2 separate regions of the Homo sapiens genome follow, and region 2 is linked to region 1. A link is a contact called in ENCODE Hi-C or POLR2A ChIA-PET data. All regions are on one chromosome and are shown on one strand. The core of a region is the stretch at or near the end of the contact, and the rest is flanking DNA. Distances in the headings are between cores, read along the strand shown.

Region 1 (6,810 bases), core at 197-2,696:
ATAATCTAGTTGGAAAGGGAAAAAAGAGCCAAGGACTTTGTCTTTCGGTGACATTGTGAACTTTCAAGGAGGAGAGAATAAATCCAGTCAGTCAGACAAAAAAGATGACAGGTTGCTTGGGGGCCCAGACAATACACACCCTGATGTAGCCTGTGTAGGATTCCAGGACTCAGAGAGAGGCAGACAAATGAGGGGTGACCGGTAAGAGCTGCTTCCAGAGCTTCAGAGCAGACCTCCATCCTACATGACCTGTGGGGGGAAGGGGTCCTCTGAGTGCTGTGGCTGCTAAATTGCCAGGGTTGGTTTGTCAGACACTCCTGCACTGGGTCCTCTAATGCAGGGTTCTGTGGCTTGGGGCTAAAACAGTGCTTAGATGTGCCTCAAAAGAATATTCCAGACCAGGGCTATCCAATAGAACTTTCTGCAGTGATAGAGATGCCTTCTGTGTATGTGTGCACTGTCCAAAATGGTAGCCAGTAGCCACATGGCGCTATGGAGCATTTGAAATATGGCTAGTGTGACCAAAGAAGGGAACTGTATTTTATTTTTCATTTTAATTAACTGAAATCCTAACAGCTGGCTATCCCATAGGACAGCGCAGATCTATGATGGTGTGTGCAGACATTTCCTAAGTGTTTACGGCAGAGGGGTGAAAAAGAGGGATCTTGCATTTTCAAATCTGTCTGTGGTTCCCAGGAGGGGACAATACCCCAACCCAGGGTGCAGCCCCTGCACACGTGTGAGGACATTTTTGGCTTATCATGGTTCTTGAGGGATGCCATGAGTATTTCCTGAGTAGGGCCAGGGATGCTCAATGATGGGCAGTGAAAGAACAGACCACACAGAGAACCGCCCTAGAGAAGCAGTGCCCAGGACAGAGCCTCAGCCACACTCAGAACAGCTGTTATCCACCATGTCATTTTGTCACGGCTCAGGGCCAGGAAAGGGACAAGGGGTGAATAGAATAAGCATTTGCACGCCGAGTGTCTGTGTACATGCATGTGTACTTCAAAGAACACACCCTGGCTGCAAGTTTTCATCTGATCGGTAAGCGCAAATCCTATGCACCAATTCTATAATTTATCCTCACTCTCTGTCGGTAGGGTAGTAGGCTTGGGATTGGTCCGCGTAAAGTCTTGGTCGCAGTGGGCCCTGGTGCTTTAGTCAGGACCAGCTTTCTCCCTGCTCTGGAATCTGTAAGCTTGCTCTGCGCCACCTGGTGGTTAGAAAAATTCTGACCCTGGACTCTCCTTGATAAACCTGAATTGTTTCTTATGCCAAAAACAGAGGGAAGGCGGGGAATAAATTGCAAATAAACGTGTTCGTTCCATTCCAAAAACGTTTGCTAGTGGAAGGCAGCATGAGGTGGTTATAAGCTCCGATGCCAGGGAAGCGCTCTGGAGAAGACCCTGACAACGAGAGGGCCTCACCGCCCCGAGAGCTCACCAGGCACAAGCACCTCCCAGGGGACGCCCCGGCTAAGCTCCCTCCCAGGAAAGCCCCCTCAAGGCTTCGGGACAGACCTAACTGGGTTCCACCATCTTCCCTCCCTCCCTGCCCGTTTCTCACGTGGGCTGCTGGCTTCCCTCCATCTCACCTTCCCTCACTCTCTGTTTCCCTTCTGTTCTGTGATCTACTCATGTCGCACCCCTTGTGGCTGCTTCTCCACAGACTTGCAATGTGCCCTCTCTGCCCTGTTTCCTTCATTCCGTCTGTAAGCAGGGGGCTCATGGCTGCTGCTGGACACACAGCCTAGGCTGGGGAGGGGCAGGGTGAGGGGGCATTTCAAGAGGGCAACATGGACAGCCTGTGGCGTCGTCACCAAGCCAAACATGCCCTGTACTTTAGAGAGCAAGGGCTGAACAAGGAAGCCTGTGGACACAGGCACGCCAGGTCACAGCTGCTCAGAGGCGAGTCAGAGATGTCTGGATGAACTTGGGCTCTAACTTCAGCAGCCTTTCCTATGCACTCTTATGGGGTCTCAGGGTTTGCTACTGCAGCCTGAGAACATCCTGGGCTTCCTTAAGCCTCCCCCTGCTCCCCACAATGGTGTCCTCCCCTCACTCCCAGGGGGAATCTCTGAGCTTAATAATTCAAGCACGCTCAACTGTGACAAGGGACCCGTGTCAGCATAGGAAATGTTATCTGCCTCTGTTGATTCCTCAGTAAAGAACCTCAAAGGCCTCAGCAAATGACTGCGTGGCCTGTGAGAACCCTTGCCACCCTCCCAGGGTGGACCTTGGATCTAAGATCCTCACAGCCCATGGCAAACTCCTCCAGGATGGAATAAAAGCCAGGGTCAGGGGTGCAAGGGGCTCCCAGGTGCACATCTAGACATGAAAGCTGCATGCCAGAGGGGGCCATTCATGCCTCACCTGAAGCCCCTGACACCTGGCTTCCACATGCTGAAGTCTGGCTCAGACACCTTGTGCTGGAGTCCCGGTAGCTCCACAGGCAGGTGGCCAGTGCAAATGTACAAGGCCCACACTCTGAAGGCCCTGCACGTGGGGATGTCTTGAAGTTCTCAACAACTATCTTAGAATTTATGTTTTGTAAGCTAAGTCTGATGGGACAGTGGAGGCTGCATCCTCCTGCAGGGTCCATCCAATAATGGGCCATTGGCAGCCCACTCCCCGACCCTGCCCAGAAAGTGCAGCTGCACTCCCCATCAGAGATGGGCACAGGGAGGGTTGGGCTGGATGCACACCTTGTGCCACGTCACAAGGCATGGGTCCACACACCCACGCAGGTCTGTTCCTGAAGCAAGACATGGAATAGCAAACGAAAAACACCATGGCAGGTCAACAGAGTGACTGCAGAGGGAGGTCTCTGCATTTCCTGCATGTTCATTTTGCACTGGGCCCTGCAAATCATGTAGCCAGCCTGGCTGTAGAGCACCCCCTAACTCCAGGGTCACTGCCGGCTGGAGTCACCCGGACCAGGATGGATTACCAGCAGCTTCTGGAAACTTTTGGCACCCCTACCATTCTAGCTCACTTGGGGAACATGTACGTGCATGTCCTGGACCAGGTGGCTGTGCAGCTCAGAGATGTCAGGGAACTCCCTCCAGATGCCTGGGCCACGCTGATTTCCACTTGTCAAGTAACTTCTGTCATCCTGTCCCTATTCTCACTGGAATTTCTGGTGACCATCAGAGCAATCTGTGCCTGTGAATTTTCTGTCTCTCCTGTAGCTGTCTACAAGGCACATGGAGGAGGTAAGGAGCTGAGAGGATGGGGACAGAGCCAGGGTCTGGTGGCCAGTGAGTCCCTGTGGGCCAGAGGTCACAGCTTGCCACTCTGTCCATATGGAGACTCTCAGCCCATGCTCACCGCAAGAACAAGGACTGAGGTGTGAGGAGCCTCATGTGTCTCAGTGGGACTATGCTAACACCTTTGCCCCACTCACTTCCTCTTCTTGTACTGTCCACTCTCTTCTCTGATAATAGGGATACATTAACTCACTCTTTTTGTCAAGAGAATCAATCAGTTAGGATCATAGCATTACATTATTTAAGATGATGCTCAGCTCTGAAAATAGGAATGGTGGTGGGGGCGCACTCAGTCCTTCAGTACTAACAAGTGCTCTTTCATCATAAACCAAAACTTTGTTGGTGTCACTTCTAATTTCATCCTATCATTTAGGTCAATGATAGAAACATACAAGCACTCAGAAAAAAAGGCCAGGTGCTTGGAAAATTCTGGTCTTTCTCCTGTATAGATCCTGGAAGAGAGGCATTCGGGCTGGCTAGGGGATTTGCTTCCCATTCTGGAGAATGAAGCCTCCAGAGACATGAACAAGAGAATGAGATGTTCCAAATAGGTTTGTTCTCAATTATCTATGACCAAAAGCATCCCAAAGACTGACAGGGTCACAATGCTAGGGCGCAAGACCGTCCTTCACTTATGGGCCTGAATCATAGGTGCAATGGTGGTTTTGTGGTCCTTCAGCTAAGGACACTTGACTTTGTTATTGCAGAACTAAGCACATATCATTGTTTTATTTAGGACTGAACCTAAATCACACTTAAAAAATGAAACATGAGTTCAATTTTTAACACAACCCTTTCAAAGATAGGATCCAACAAGCAGTCTATGTGATAAGCCACTGAAGTGCTGACTGTCCCCGTCAAGGTCTTCGGTGCAAATCATGTAAGGTGTAGATTGTTCCACTTCTTGAACTGTAAAGCCCAACCTCTAGAAAGGGCTACGGAAGTACTTTCAGTAAAGAGGAGAAGCAAGATTTCTGTGTATAGGTTCAAATATTTGAACAGGGCCGTTCAGACCAATTTTGTTTCTAATTTCTTCTTTCCCAATCACTGCCCACCTCACGTATCATTCCTGTGAAATCACTGCCAAATCTCATCTTAGCTTCAGGCAATAAAAGCTTTTGGTTTGGCTCTGAGATTTGGAAAAGGTGGCACCCAAGAATCATGGAAGAGATCCATGCTGGGCCCTGAGAGGCAGGTAGCTGAAAGCATTTCCATGTGCTTACGTATTTCTCAAAGCACATGTTGAAATCCTGAATGTGCCTTGGCCTACTATCTAGTAGGGTATGTTCAGTCTCTAAAGTAGGCATGGAGGGCTGGGGAAAACAAAGAATCCCGTAAGTTAAATAAAATTCTTCATGAACTGAGTAGCATGGCGTCTATTTGTTTTTAAAAGTGTTGGGTAAGTATTGGTGAGTAGAAATGAGTGGGAACCACATTACTAAAGGCCTGCCAATTTCAATCAAAACAGAATAGCATTTGCTGAGTGCTTTTGCTCATGTAGTTATTAACAGTTATTGAAAGTGTAATATGTGCCAAGCACTGTTCTAGGAAGAGGGAGAAAGGGTGCCATGGCTCTCGTGGAGCACATTTTAATGGGGGAGACACACAACGAAAACATCAACACACAGCACAACTTCCAGAGCCGGGGAGTGCTATAAAGTCAAATCAAACAAGAGCAAGAGCAATCTGGGGTGGAGGGAGGCGATTACAGGTAGAGTAGCTGAGGACAGTCTTGATGTTTATCGTATACTTTTTTTTTTGGTGAGACAGACTCTTGCACCGTCGCCCGGGCTAGAGGGCAATGGCACGGTCTTGGTTCACTGCAACCTCCACCTCCTGGTTCAAGCGATTCTCCTACCTCAGCCTCCCAAGTAGCTGGGATTACAGGCACCTGCCACCACGCCTGGCTAATTTTTTGTATTTTTAGTAGAGATGGGGTTTCATTATGTTGGCCAGGCTGGTCTTGAACTCCTGACCTCGTGATCCGCCCACCTCAGCCTCCGAAAGTGCTGGGATTACAGGCGTGAGCCACCACACCTGGCCATTGTGTACTGTTTTTCAATCGCTCTTTACAAGAGCTTTGCACCTGTGAACTCTAACCCCACAACTGCCCTGTCAGCAGGTACCGTTGTCCCCAGGTTATCCGGTGAGGAAGCTAGGGCATAGCAGATGTCAGCCTCGAGGCAACATCCCCGAGTGGGGAAGGACCCAGACAAAAATCTGCAAAACGGCCTCTAGGCAGGGACCTAGACAGGCAGATCCTGTGGCCAACTGGGGAGTGCCCAGGCATGGGGACAGGATAGCTCCTCACAGACTGTCCTCAGCCACCATCAGGCCATGTTGAAAACCAAATGAAGTCTGCTAAAATGACTTAGGCTTTAGTCTGAAATGCATTGCACTGGTTATCAGGAAAGTTTGACTGTCAGAACAGGAACTAAGTTCACTCTCTCAGCCATCATCCTAATGTTTATTGTCTACCATTTTTAAATCACTCTTTACAAGAGCTTTGCACCTGTGAACTCTAACCCCACAACTGCCCTGTCAGCAAGTACCGTTGTCCCCAGGTTATCAGGTGAGGAAGCCAGCCTGCCTGGACCCCACAGCCTGCTGTGCGGTCCCAGTTAGGAATCCAAGGCAGGCAGACTTGCTCAGAGCCACACTCTCCAGCACCACACAATACCACTGCCATCGGCTTCAAAGAATCCCAACAGGAAAGCCCAACGTGCTTTTTAAGAGATATTAGAATAGTTTACAACAAAAGGTGCCTTAACCCAGGTTCATATTCTTACACATGGGGAAAAGGAAGAACTTCTTTAGTAAGAGTCAAGTGATGTCCAAATCCTGGGCTGTCCTTTACATGCTCAGGCCCTGAACCTTCACTTACCGATGCCGCTTCTGCAAGGATGCTCCCCAGCCAGCCAGGCCCTGCATCTGATGTTCCCCACGGTATGGTTTACTACTTGGATCAGAATTAAGATAAATGTTGAGATCTGATGGAAAAATGTTAAGTATGAGACATGAAAAAGCAAAGGGAGAAAGAAATCTCTATGACAGAGACCCTGATTTCAATCTTCCTGGATGTTCCAACTCCTTAGTGCAGGAAAATCTGAGACCTGAGATTACCACAGGATGAAAGCCATAGCATCTGATCTAGGAAACCAGCCAGTCTGAACCACGCTGCTTAGTTTTTAACAACCAAATGCTCACATTCCTATTTAAAAATCAAATTAAAAGCTCAACCTCCAATTTGGCCTACTGTTGTTTTTCATTTAACATAAATGACAGAAAACCAAGAAGCCAGTTCAAACAGTATCTCCTATTAGGAATATTAACATCAGAAACATTCAGAGTAAATTAATTCCTCTGAGTTTGTTTACTCACCTGAAAAATGGGGATAAGAGAATGACTGTCAGGGCTACATGTAATAATATGGTGAAGCCACCCGGAATGTGTGTAACAACGTAACAGCGACTGCTGTATGATTGCCTATATTGTTTTCTACTAAAGTCCTATAATGAGAATTAGGAAAAGTTAATAAA
Region 2 (6,481 bases), core at 1,250-3,749, 66 kb before region 1:
CAAGTGATAAATCCTGTAAAATAGATAATAAATGCAGTACCAACATAGTTTGATTCTAGTACACTGAGATAATCTTGAATACGTTAAGAAAGTCTTGTTTGTATAGAAGAGTTTCAAATCATGTGAGTGATGAAGGGACCCTTCTGTTGAACCTTGGTGTGCATTTTAGGTCCATTTTGGGTTTACTCCTTTGTGCTGCTTCATGATGCCTTAGGACAAGGACAAGGCCTAGGCCTCCTTGTCTCAGTTCCCTCCTGCTCTCTCTGTTGCCCTCCTCCTTCCACCTGGAGCATGGCCCAGCATCAGGTTGGCGCATGCTGTGATCAGCTACCTCCATGTACCACACCAAGCAAAGCTCTCTGGGTGACACAGTTGCCACCACCAGGGCACTGACCCTTACTCTGTGTTCTCCTAGCTCCTCCTGAGGGTGCTGTAGGAGACATCTGCAAAAAAGAAGATGCTGGCAATGTAAGACACTTTTCTTGGTCTTAAACCGAAATGTTACTTTCCTGGCTGCTTTCCTTTCCAGTCAAATATACACATGGGAATCTGACAGGGTGCATTATCTATGATGTCCACAGTTCCCTTGCTGGGTGGTACTGGTTGGCAGCCTCTCACCAACCCACACCTGGCATACTGGGGCCTTGTAGATGGCAGCATTCCCTATCCACTGCAATGCAGAGGACTTTCCCTCAGCAGCAGTTTTCCCCATGGATTAAGAGTTGTGAAAGTGGCTGGGTCCGGTGGCTCACACCTGTATTCCCAGCATTTTGGGAGGCCAAGACAGGCGGATCACCTGAGGTCAGGAGTTCAAAACTAGCCTGACAAACATGATGAAGCCCCGTCTCTACTAAAAATACAAAAGTTAGCTGGGCTTGGTGGCATGTGCCTGTAATCCAGATACTTGGGAGGCTGAAGAAGGAGAATCGCTTGAATCCGGGAGGCGGAGGTTTCAGTGAGCCGAGATCAAGCCACTGCACTCCAGCCTGGACAGCGAGACTCCTTCAAAAAATAAAAATAAAAATAAAAAAGAGTTGTGAAACTGCCCATCTAAATAAACCTTAAAGGTAAATTCTATTGGAAAAGTTCTTGTCTTTTCTGTAGGTGTACTTTGTGCTAGTTTTGGGGGACTTTGACCTTTGACTCTACCACTATACTTACAATTTTCTAAAGTTGCCAAGAGAATAACAGATATGTGTGACATGCGTGGCATCATCTAATCCTCCTAATGTGTTCTATAATTGCAGATGCCATCAACCTCAGAGGGGAGTATTTACCTTGAAATGGCTCACTTCCTGAGGAACAAACTTGCTGGATCTAGTGTACGGAAACCTGATTCTGGGTTCCTTTGGGAAGGAGCATTACGGGCCTGGTGAGAGCAAATGACTTTCCAGTAGAAAGCTATGGCCAGAGAGGCTGCAGGAATATCTGTGAACCCAGAGGAAAGACCAGGGAATCCTGTGTGAGGCAGTGGGGCTTCAGCGGGACTAGGAGTGGGTAGCCTCTCTCAAATGACTTCTCCTGTTGTTTGTGTTTCTCCAGTGTGGGTGCTGGAGAGCATAACTGATGAGGAGGACTCTCCAGCTAGGGAACTGCTTTCCAGGTGGGACTCAGTGGGCAAGGGTTCCCAGGGCCCTTCAGGGTATTCCTGCTGCTTGGGAGGCTGAGGGAGGGGGCATAGAATCAAAAAGAAAAAGGAAATATGTGTAAAGTTTGGTTTGGTCTTTTCCAAGTTTATTGGCGTAGTGGTGAGAACTGTCTCTATGGGCTATGAGGGTGCCGTGTTGTTTAAAGATGATCTTTCCCAAAACACCTTTTCTGCCTCTGCATCTGCCAAACATCACAGCTTCTGCGTTGGATTAGTCAGCACTCCTTGATATTGTGCAAAAGAGGTTTAGGGTTCCCTCAACCTGTGGTGGAGGGAAGGTGAGGGCCACGCCTCTCACAGGCACATGCTTGAACCTGGAGACAAAGTACTCCTAGGGTTTGCCCAGGGCTGTAGGAAACCTTGATGATCATCCTCTGAACTTTTAGGACTTTTAAAAGCACATTCATGTTTCTGTCCTCGCTGTTGACTCCTGGTTTAAAGGGATTGCCCAGGGTGGATGACAGAGCGAATATTCACTCTGGGTTCACTGCTGGAGCTCCAGTGCCCTGGGAGGGGAGAGGAGAAGCCTGACCTTGAGCACAGCTCCAGCCTCCACTCCCCACCCCTATCGCAGGCTCTGGGCTGTGGTTTCATTTTCCCCAGTTCTCTAACTTCTCAGGAAGCCCAGAGTTTCTCCCTAAAGAAAGGTGGCCCTGCACTCTTTCCTCTCCTCCAAAATTAGGCTTCAGTAGTTGTCCTCTAAGTTGATATTTAGACCTTAAAATCTAGACTTCTTGGATCAACAAGAAATACGCAGGAAGTTCCACATGATCTCGTGTGATAGCACGTAACTTAGTGCTACAGGTGACAGTTTTATTTTTGGAGGAGTCTTATTTTACATAGGGAAATAGAAAACTAAGTGGCTTCCCTTGAGGCAGCCCGAGGGCTCCACTGGACCCAGAACTCTGAGTTCTGATGCTGCCTATCATTTGCTTTTCCTCATGAGCTCCTGGACCACCTCATATCACCAGCACCCTCTACCCAAGGTCCTGGAGCCAACACTGGAGTAAAAGAGCACAAGAGAACTCCTTAGAGGTGGAAGGTAAGACAGCCCTGCTTTCTCCCTGAGATTTCTCTGCAAAAAGTGCAGACAAAAGTAAATTGGAACCCCTCAATGGGGTTCCATTGGAATTATCTACAGAGTTTTAGAGTGGGGAAGGATAGCAGAGAACATTTAATTCAACTTTTTCTCTTCCCAGATACAAAAATTGGGGTTATACCTTTAACCCCAATGAAAAAATAGTAGTTTCTTCATCATTACAGATGTCCCTGTTTTTTTGTTTTTTGTTTATTTGTTTGTTTGTTTTTTGTCTTTTGTTTTTGACGGAGTCTCGCTCTGTCACCCAGGCTGGAGTGCAGTGGTGTGATCTCGTCTCAGCTCACTGCAACCTCCACCTCCCAGGTTCAAGCGATTCCCCTGCCTCAGCCTCCCAAGTAGCTGGGACTACAGGCACATGCCAACATGCCCGGCTAATTTTTTATATTTTAGTAGAAATGGGGTTTCAACATGTTGGCCAGGATGGTCTTGATCTTCTGACCTTGAGATCCGCCCACCTCAGCCACCCAAAGTGCTGGGATTACAGGTGTGAGCCACTGCACCCGGCCCCTTACCATCTCTTATTTCTTCCTCTACTTATGCTCTCTGCCCTAAATGGGGTCCTCAGGACCATCCATCAGTGTCTTCATAGAGAATGGAATTTGCACCTTCTCTGTGGGATAATGCATTGCCTCTACACAGTTCATGCATATTCTATGAAAGCAGTATCCAGCCATTAACACATTACTACAGTGTTTACCAATGGCATTCAGTGAGTTTGGACATGATGGACAAGGACAGACTCAGAAGGGACTAATTTCAAGAGGGTACTTTGTCAAGTCAGGCCAAGGGTCCCTGAAGGCAGTGGGGTGAAAGGCAGCAGCCAAAAAGGATGTTTGACATTTTCTCATTTTCCGGTCACAATTTTCAAATAGACCTATGTTGTCACAGGAATTTGCAAAACATCTCAAAATTAAATTTTAACACACGTATAGAAAGCAGGGAAAACACGAATGTACAGCTCAGTGATTCCTCACAAAATGAGCACCCATGCACCCCTAGTCAGGTCAGTATTCCAGACCCACTAGCCACCTTTGGGTCCCTTCTGAAGGTGACTGCTGTGACTTCTAATGCCCTGTTTAGACTTCTCCAGGTTTGCATAATTATGCATAGAAGAAGTCAATATGTATTGCTTGGTGTCTGGCTTCTTTGCTCACGTTGTTTTAGAGATTCAGTCAGGTAGTTAAGCATAACCATAGCCCTTTCGTTTCCTCACCGTATAGTATTCCACTGCGGTCACATGTTGTAATTTATCCACTACTATTGATGGATATGAGGATTTTTTTTATAATTTTGGCTATCACAAATAATGCTGCTTTGAGCATTTTTGTCAATGTTTTTGAATAATACAGGCACCCATTTCTGTTGAGAAGATTGTGAGAAGGGTGCATATCTTTTATTTTCATTAATAACACCAAACTTTTTCCTAAATGGTTACATTAAATTATGCTCCTTTAACAGCCTACGAGAGTAGCCATTTCTCCAAATCCTTGTCAAGTTTTAGTTTTATCTCTCATTAAGAGTTGAATTACTCTGGTTAGTCTTTCATTTGAATAGCCTTTTATTTTTAAAATGTAACAAAGAAAAGAAACTTCATCTTATTCTAATTATGTTAATTTTCGTAATCAAATTCAGCACACCATCAGGCATCTCGAACAGATAAGTGGTGGTAGCTTACTTTTTCCTGAGCAATGCACACATTTTCCATTTACAAACATTAATATGACCGGGCACAGTGGCTCATGCCTGTAATCCCAGCCCTTTGGGAGGCTGACGCAGGCAGATCACTTGAGGCCAGGAGTTTGAGACCAACCTGGTCAACATGGCAAAACCCCATCTGTATGAAAAATATAAAAACTAGGTCCAATATGGCGGCACCCAGTGGCGGTGTGAACTGTGAGGAGTTCGCCGAGTTCCAGGAATTACTCAAGGTGATGAGGCCTATCGATGACAGAATAGTACATGAATTAAACACTACAGTTCCAACGCCTTCCTTTGCAGGGAAAATTGATGCCAGCCAAACCTGTAAACAACTTTATGAGTCTTTGATGGCAGCTCATGCCAGTAGAGACAGAGTCCAAAAAAATTGTATAGCCCAGACTTCAGCAGTAGTAAAAAACCTCTGAGAAGAGAGAGAAAAGAATTTGGATGATTTAACGTTATTAAAGCAACTTAGAAAAGAGCAGACAAAGTTGAAATGGATGCAGTCAGAACTGAATGTTGAAGAAGTGGCAAATGACAGGAGCTGGAAGGTGTTTAATGAACGCTGCCAAATTCACTTCAAGCCGCAAAAGAATGAATAAAAAGTTTTGTTTTTTTTAATTTATTTTTTTATTTTTAGGACTGGCTCATCTCATGAGAGCTAAGCATGACAGATATCAACAGGGCGGGTTTTCTAGGACCATTTCTGAGCCAACAGTCCAAGACGTTTTGTTGATTTCAGCCCCACTTAGCCAAGACCTCAAGTATAAATAATTCTGATAATTATGGAGAAATCAACTGCTATTTTATACTGATTCTGAAAAAAAAAGTTTTGTAACTATTAAAATAATTTTCTGAAAAAAAAAAGAAAAATATAAAAATTAGCTGGATGTGGGGGCACATGCCTGTGGTTCCAGCTACCAGGGGGCTGAGGGATGAGAATTGCTTGAACCCAGGAGGAGGAGGTTGCAGTGAGCCGAGATCATGCCACTGCACTCCAGTCTGGGTGACAGAGCAAGATTCTGTCTCTTAAAAAAAAATTAATATATCAATCATTTTGAATTGTAATCTTTCTGTAATGCTTCCTTTTAACATTTACAAACGGAGGAAACTAAACTATTGAAATTTGTGAAGTAGTAAAATTATGATTTCAGCTGTGCCCCTTATCCTGCAATACTCATTTGTCAGTGCCTTTAGGACTCATGTCACATGGATTAAACTTAGAGTGAAACACAAAGCCAAAATTATGGCCAGGGGGTTGTTGACTCACATGACCTCTTCAGGAGGCAGTTTGGTTCTGCCAAGGTTAAAGATAGTGTAACTTTCTAGCCATCCTACTTCCAGGAATGCTTCACCAGATACAATCATGCATGAGTGCCAGGAGCGATGCAGAAAAAGCTGTTCACTGCAGCATGGTTTCAATAGCAAGATTACTTTATAGCTCTTAAATAATGAAATGGATTTACATTTGAAATGCAGAATGGTAGCTAAGATGCATTGACCAGTGATATATGCAGAGCTACAGAAGACTTTGTTTAAATATAATCATGCAGAAGCATGCGTTCCTGGTGCTTGTCTGTATTTGCAGATACAGTGCAGGGATGATATGCAAACAAAAATGCTAACTTGGTGTTTGGGAGTTCAGAGTGGAAGGGAAACTTCCTTTCAAACCCTTTCAGATATTTAGAATAATTTCTAACCATAAATATGTAATACATTTAGAAATTAAGTTAATAAGAAAAGCTTACAGTTCTGTTCTTCTCCTGGGCACATGTCTGGTGGACATGGGGCTGTCATAGTAAGTAATGTGTGTAAACTGAGAAAAATCCAAGAATGGGAGTCTGCTTTTTTCATCAAATGATTCTTAAGAGTAGTAGTGTGGTGGTTATTGCTCATTGATATATTACAAATATGTACTAGATAATTTCTGACATTTGAACTGTATTTACATGTGTTGAATTGAAATACCTAGATAAAAATTGAAATACGTAGATAAAATATTGTGACTAATGTAGGCAAACAATAGCTTTTTTGGC

Evidence for each region. A loop is a pair of places that touch in the nucleus more often than their neighbours do. ChIA-PET counts read pairs that join two places held with the same protein, here RNA polymerase II (POLR2A). Pooled maps may share reads with other maps.
Region 2: a map with no recorded cell type shows a loop between it and region 1 (14-fold over the local background). The contact joins the promoter of LINC01887 here to the enhancer-like site in region 1. A Hi-C loop is called at or near these places in 6 of 37 single-sample maps with no recorded cell type and 8 of 50 pooled maps. POLR2A ChIA-PET finds 5 or more read pairs at or near these places in 1 of 52 experiments (PC-3).

The regions. Positions count from the first base shown.
Region 1 is chr18:10,555,044-10,561,853 of GRCh38, reverse strand. No RefSeq gene overlaps it. Among named protein-coding and RNA genes, the nearest start is that of NAPG, 32 kb to the right of the region's middle. RefSeq lists a silencer at 1,068-1,362 and enhancers at 938-1,440, 1,793-1,852. Within about 2 kb of position 1,446, at least 2 of the 41 ENCODE cell types and tissues checked have a DNase peak (open chromatin) inside an H3K27ac peak, as active enhancers do.
Region 2 is chr18:10,622,438-10,628,918 of GRCh38, reverse strand. It overlaps LINC01887 (long intergenic non-protein coding RNA 1887), which reads left to right and starts at 2,499. Exons shown (of 3, transcript NR_146509.1): 1 at 2,499-2,690. It also overlaps the pseudogene MIX23P1.